Linked DNA regions of Homo sapiens: region 1 is linked to region 2. Evidence: chromatin contacts called from ENCODE Hi-C data. All regions are on one chromosome and are shown on one strand. Each heading gives the region's core, a stretch centred on a gene start or an enhancer-like site at or near the end of the contact. The rest is flanking DNA. Distances are from core to core; before and after follow the strand shown.

Region 1 (2,844 bases), core at 166-2,665, 560 kb after region 2:
AATGAGATCAGAGAGAGAAGGAGGATTACGTTCTAACTAATATATATAATTTTAAATGAGGATAATAGACAAATAATTGGTGTTTTATGAAATAGATAGAGATTCTGAGATAGTGCAAGGAAAAGGGGAGATGGGTAGATGGACACAGACCCCCTATTGAGTCAGCAGATGAGCAGAAAGCCAAGCACTCTGACCCAGGTGGGTCACGCACACCCCAAATCCAATGTTTCCAGCGCCAGGAAAATCTCTTGGGCACTGCCAAGCAGACAGGAGCTGTTAGGTCCAATCTGTGGCCTGGAAGGGTGCAGCCGCCCGCATGCGTACCCATGAATCTCACATTCTCTTGGCAGGCTAGAGCAGGCCCCGGAAAGCCTGCACGCTGCCCCCTGCTGGCGGGGATTCCAGCACTGGCCTGGCTCCAGCAGCGAGGTCCCTGGAGAGTGACACTTCTTCAATACCTGCGTTGCTAGTCCCGTAGTCCTGGTCCCTTGATGGGGTCACCTCGAGGAGCAGCTGTAGGCTGATTTCCAACATTGCCAACTTACGCTCCTTGGAAGTGGCAGGTGGGCCTGAAACACCCTCCTAATGCAGCAGTCATCTGTCCTCCCAGGGAGGTCCCACTTAGAAGGAGGAATGGCTGGAGTGCCTCCTCATGCCCTCTGCACTCCCTCCAGCCCCCGCCTCCAGGCTGGGCCTCCGTTCTCATTCAGTGGGTGTGTGGGGATGGCTCTGTCACAAAACTCATCCTGGGGCTCTGTGGCCAAGGCCAGGGCAGGAATTCCCCCACCCCAAAGGAGCTGCGTTCTGCCGGCCTGTGGATAGTGGGCCCACCTGTCACTTCTAGGGAGCATGAGTGCCCCCCAGGGGATGAGCTCAGCTGCTGGGGCAGGTGAGGGCGGGGCTGCTATCAGCTTCCCTCCCCCGAGGAGGCCTCTTCCTGGCACTCCCCACAAAACCCTGCATCTCCATCCTTCTCCAGGGTCAGGCAGGCATGCTGGGGCAAGGCAGGTGCAGTGGGCAGGGAAGCCCTGCAGGTGCTGGAGGGGAAGGTGCCATTCAGCAGGGGACTGTCACACCCTGAGAGGCCTCTGCACAGGTGCTGGGACCTGAGAAGGCAACGCCAAGTGCGAGTTTAGAGTGCGAGTTTAGCATCATCCGTTTCAATGCTCCCTCCAGGTGGCCGGGGGCTCCATCCAAAGGTCCAGGAAGTCGTGGGCACCCTGTGCATGTCACATATGCGAGCGTCTGAGCTGGCCGTGAGAAGTCCAGAATGGCTCTGATCCACTCCCCCTTGTGACCGCTTCTGAGTCTTTAAATGATGACAGGATCAGTGCTCTGTGCTGAGATTGCCAGTCCTGTCCTGTGGTTTCAGGCTGGTGGATTGCCCGAGGCCACTCTCTGAGTCACGCTGCAGGGCTGAGTGCTTGTTGCAGCGAAGACACCCCCTGGCATTCATCATCTGCTCCCAGGCTCACTGATCTGCACTGCCTCTTCCTTTTGTCCCATGAATTAGCTGCTAATGTGCTGTCTTTCGCGTGGGAGGAAGTGGAGGAAGCTGCCTCGGTGGAAATGCCCCAGGTGAAAACTGCCAAGGCCACACTAGTCACAAGACAGCAGTTCGTTTTCAATAAGGGGAGAGAAGGAAAGGAAGGAAGAACCCAGGCATGTTCTCAAAATATGCAGTATGCGAGGAAGAACTTAATTGAGTTGATCAGATGCAGGAATTAAGATACAGAGATTAGATACACTGACCAAGATCAAACAGCCCAAGAGCCAGGCGCTGGCTGCTGGGACCCAGGCAGTTGGCCCCAGATGCCCAACACCCCAGGAGGTGCTGTGGGGCTGGCAGGTGGGGTCAGCCTGAGTTCAAATCCTGCAGCTGCCCCTGTGCAGCCGTGCAGCCTCAGGGAGGCCACTCACCCTCCCAGAACATCAGTTTCTTCACTTGTAAAATGGGGCTGATTACGTTGGTTTCCTGGGGTCCTTTGGGGGAGTAAATGGCACAGTCCACCATGGGGGCAAGTGGCTCCAAATCTAGTCTTCAATACACCAGGAGCAAGGGGCAACTTTCAGAAATGCTTTTAATTGAGTTAGCTGTGGCAATTACATTTTCATTCGATTATCTGTGTTAACAGAGAGGGATAAAGGGCATCTTAATGTTGCTTTAATGAACCAACAGCAAACCTACATGGGCTGCCAAGCAGCGTGTGGCCAGGGCTGTGGCATTGCCACTGTTTACAGGACCCCGCTGGGTGCTCTTGATAACCGAGGGTCGAGGGCCCCTCCAGCCTGAGTCATCACCGGCCTCCTTGCAGCCCAGACACAGCAGGGAAGAGCACCAGCCCCCTCTGCCTGCCCACGGTTGTTAGTTATAATAGTTAGTATTTCACTTACCACACTTTTCACTCTATCCATCTATCCATGTGAAAGTCCTTTTTTTTTTTTTTTTTTAGACAGAGTTTCACTCTGTCACCCAGGCTGGAGTATAGTGGCATGATCTCTGCTCACTGCAACCTCCACCTCCTGGGTTCAAGTGATTCTCCTGTCTTAGCCTCCCGAGTAGCTGGTATTACAGGCACGTACCACCACGCCCAGCTAATTTTTGTAGTTTTAGTAGAGACGGGGTTTCACTATATTGGTCAGGCTGGTCTTGAACTCTTGACCTCTGGTGATCCACCTGCCTCGGCCTCCCAAAGTGCTGGGATTACAGGTGTGATCCACTGCGCCCGGCCGTGAGCGTCTTTTGTAGGTATAATTCCTTACCTCGAATACTCACAGTGGCTGCATTTTACATCTGCATAGCTCTTTTAATTTTCACCACAGCTTCCTATTTCATTTTGTTCC
Region 2 (2,934 bases), core at 162-2,661:
TTCAGGGGCTTGCCTGGGCTGGTCCAACAACTAAGAAGACATGGAGTTGGGATTTGTACACGGAGCTGACTAGCTGCCACTTTCAGCTTCTTTCCACTTTTAATTAGACTGCTTCCCAGAAGCTGATTAGGCTAAAATTTTATAATAATAAGGAGGACAGGTCTAGACTCCCCTCCCTTCAGGCCCATCACTAGTAGCTCTACTGGATCTGGACTCATGTTGCCTCCTTGGTCCTAAGGGCCAACAGCACAAAAGCTCACAGCACTAAAGATGCGTGATGAAGGAGCTGAACTTTGCCTTCAAGAAAATGTCTTTCTTTGGGGCTTATCCTCTTGTTGGGAGAAGTCTCAGTATCTGCTTCTTCCCCTTCCCCTTGCAGCTTTGTTTTTATTTTTTATTTTATTTTTTAGAGAGAAGATCTTGCTCTGTCACCCCGGCTGAAGTGCAGTGGTGTGAACATAGCTCACTGCAGCCTAGAACTCTTGGGCTCAAGTGATCCTCCTGCCTCAGCCTCCCAAATAGCTGGGACTACAGGTGTTTGCCACCACGCTGGCTAAATTTTTTTTTTTTGTAGAGACAGGGACTTGCTACATTGCCCAGGCTGGTCTTAAACTCCTGGCCTCAAGTGATCCTCCTGCCTTGGCCTCTCAAAGTGTTGGGATTACAGGTGTGAGACACCACACTGGCCTCCCTTGCAGAATTTAAGAGAGAAATCTGAACTCCCCCTGTCATTGGTTGCTTTGGTTGAAGCTCCTTGAGATTGTCTGAGATTGTCTCCACAGTGGTCCTAGCTGCCATCTCAGCCTCTCTCTCAATTAGATATTGAAATACTTCCCCAGAGTTTTTAGCTCCCTTCTAACCAGAATTCTCCTTTTTCCTTGGCAGGCATCTCAGAAACTGTCAGGCAGCAGCTGGAGTCTCTGCAATGGTCTCCCCACCCCTCAGGAATAACCCTGCCTCTCTGCAGATGGCCTCTCAGACCTGCCTTCACAGGAGGGAGGCCTACGTTAGGTAACCATGCCCTAGCTTCAAGGTGGGGTTAAGCTTCAGGGTTCAGGTGTCTGTAGTGAGAGCAGGAAACAAGTGCCAAGGGAAATGCCACTGAAGAATGGAGGGGAATCTTCCAGCCCCAGGGGCTCATAGACCACTCCCTCCTGCCATAGGCACTGTCCTCTGAACGCGGCTCCCAGGGGAAGGGCCCTTCCTGTGAGTCCTGGGTTTATGGACCTGGACAAGTAGGAACAGGAGCAGAGCAAGCCTGAGAATGATTGAAATGCTGCCGTTCTGTCCAGCAGAGCAGAAAACTTGCGCTTGGGGAACTGAACTTTGAGAAATGCAAAGTGCCTGGGTGTTCCAGGATGAGCACATTGGAGCTTAGGTCCCTTCGTTCCTGGTAGTGGGAGAAAGCAGCAGATGGTTCAGCCTGGAGGCAAAGAAAGAGCCCAACAATTACGGGGAAGCTCAAGGTCAGCACAGGGTTAAGGCCAGAATCTAACCACAGATGCATATGATTTCAGCTTTCCACATGCATTTGTGTTGAAAGTAACTGTTGGAAAATTGTAGTCTGCTCATTCCAATAGTTCTTTTAAAACCATCCACATGTTGTTCTTAGTAAAGTCTGTGTCTGAAAACCCCTGTAAGGCTCATCACGCTGAAATGCCACCAAGTACGTCCGTAGGCTGAATTGTACATAGCATGTGAGGGCGCTGTTGCCATCTGTAAAACACAACATTCATTTTAAAATGTCACTTGTCGATCACATCAGTACACTCCGGCCTGGGCAACAGAGTGAGACTCTGACTCAAAAGAAAAAAAAATGTCACTTGACAATAAGGATTTTTAAAATGAATGATACAGGCACTGTTAATGAGACCTATGAAGTTTTCTAATGTTACAATGGCATCTCATACTTGAAAAGGTGGGGAACCGTTGCCTTAAAGATCTAGCTGAGGCCGGGCGCAGTGGCTCATGCCTGTAATCCAGCACTTTGGGAAGTCAAGGTAAGTGGATTACTTGAGATCAGGAGTTCGAGACCAGCCTGACCAACATGGCGAAACCCCGTCTCTACTAAAAATACAAAAATTAGCCAGGTTTGCTGGTGGGCACCTGTAATCCCAGCTACTCAGGAGGCTGAGGCAGGAGAATCGTTTGAACCCAGGAGATGGTAGTTGCAGTGGGCTGAGATCACACCACTGCACTACAGTCTGGACGACAGAATGAGACTCTGTCTCAAAACAGAAACAAAAACAAGTCTAGCTGAGGAGGTTCCTGGAACCAGGTAGAACTGCCACTCAGCCACCTTCATCATTAAGCTACTGTACAGACAAGGGAAGCTACCCTTTGAGTCTGCATCTGTTTATCATGTTCCCTAGTACCTGGTACTGCCCCAGGAGAGGTTTCTCATGGGGCACCTGATATATCTGGTCCCCCTCCCAGGCCTAGGAATTACCAAGGCAAACTATAAAAAACATAATTTTTTTAGACTGGATTTATAAGATTTATTATACAAGCACATAGAAAGTCCTCTATGGTACTTATGAGAAGCAAACAGCCAGTAAAAAGCAACAAAAGCCACATTAACAGTGAGCCTAAGTAGCTATTGGAACAAAAATCAATGCTAGCCTGCCTGGGTGCGGTGGCTCACGCCTGTAATCCCAGCACTTTTGGAGGCTGAGGCAGGCGGATCACTTGAGGCCAGGGGTTCGAGACCACCCTGGCTAACATGGTGAAACCCCGTCTCTACTACAAATACAAAAATTAACCAGGTGTGGCGGTGCATGCCTGTAATCCCAGCTACTCGAGAGGCTGAGGCACAAGAATCGCTTGAACCCGGGTGGCAGAGGTTACAGTGAGCCGAATCGCACCAACTGCACTCCAGTCTGGGTGACAGAGTGAGACTCTGTCTCAAAAAACAAAAACAAAGTAATGCTAGCC

What was found. A loop is a pair of places that touch in the nucleus more often than their neighbours do. Pooled maps may share reads with other maps.
Region 1: a map of PC-9 shows a loop between it and region 2 (9-fold over the local background). The contact joins two enhancer-like sites. A Hi-C loop is called at or near these places in 1 of 168 maps with a recorded cell type or tissue (PC-9), 1 of 37 single-sample maps with no recorded cell type and 6 of 50 pooled maps.

What each region holds. Positions count from the first base shown.
Region 1 is chr18:8,424,127-8,426,970 of GRCh38, reverse strand. No RefSeq gene overlaps it. Among named protein-coding and RNA genes, the nearest start is that of RAB12, 180 kb to the left of the region's middle. RefSeq lists enhancers at 851-1,494, 1,495-2,138. Within about 2 kb of position 1,415, at least 3 of the 41 ENCODE cell types and tissues checked have a DNase peak (open chromatin) inside an H3K27ac peak, as active enhancers do.
Region 2 is chr18:8,981,413-8,984,346 of GRCh38, reverse strand. No RefSeq gene overlaps it. Among named protein-coding and RNA genes, the nearest start is that of NDUFV2, 120 kb to the left of the region's middle. Within about 2 kb of position 1,411, at least 5 of the 41 ENCODE cell types and tissues checked have a DNase peak (open chromatin) inside an H3K27ac peak, as active enhancers do.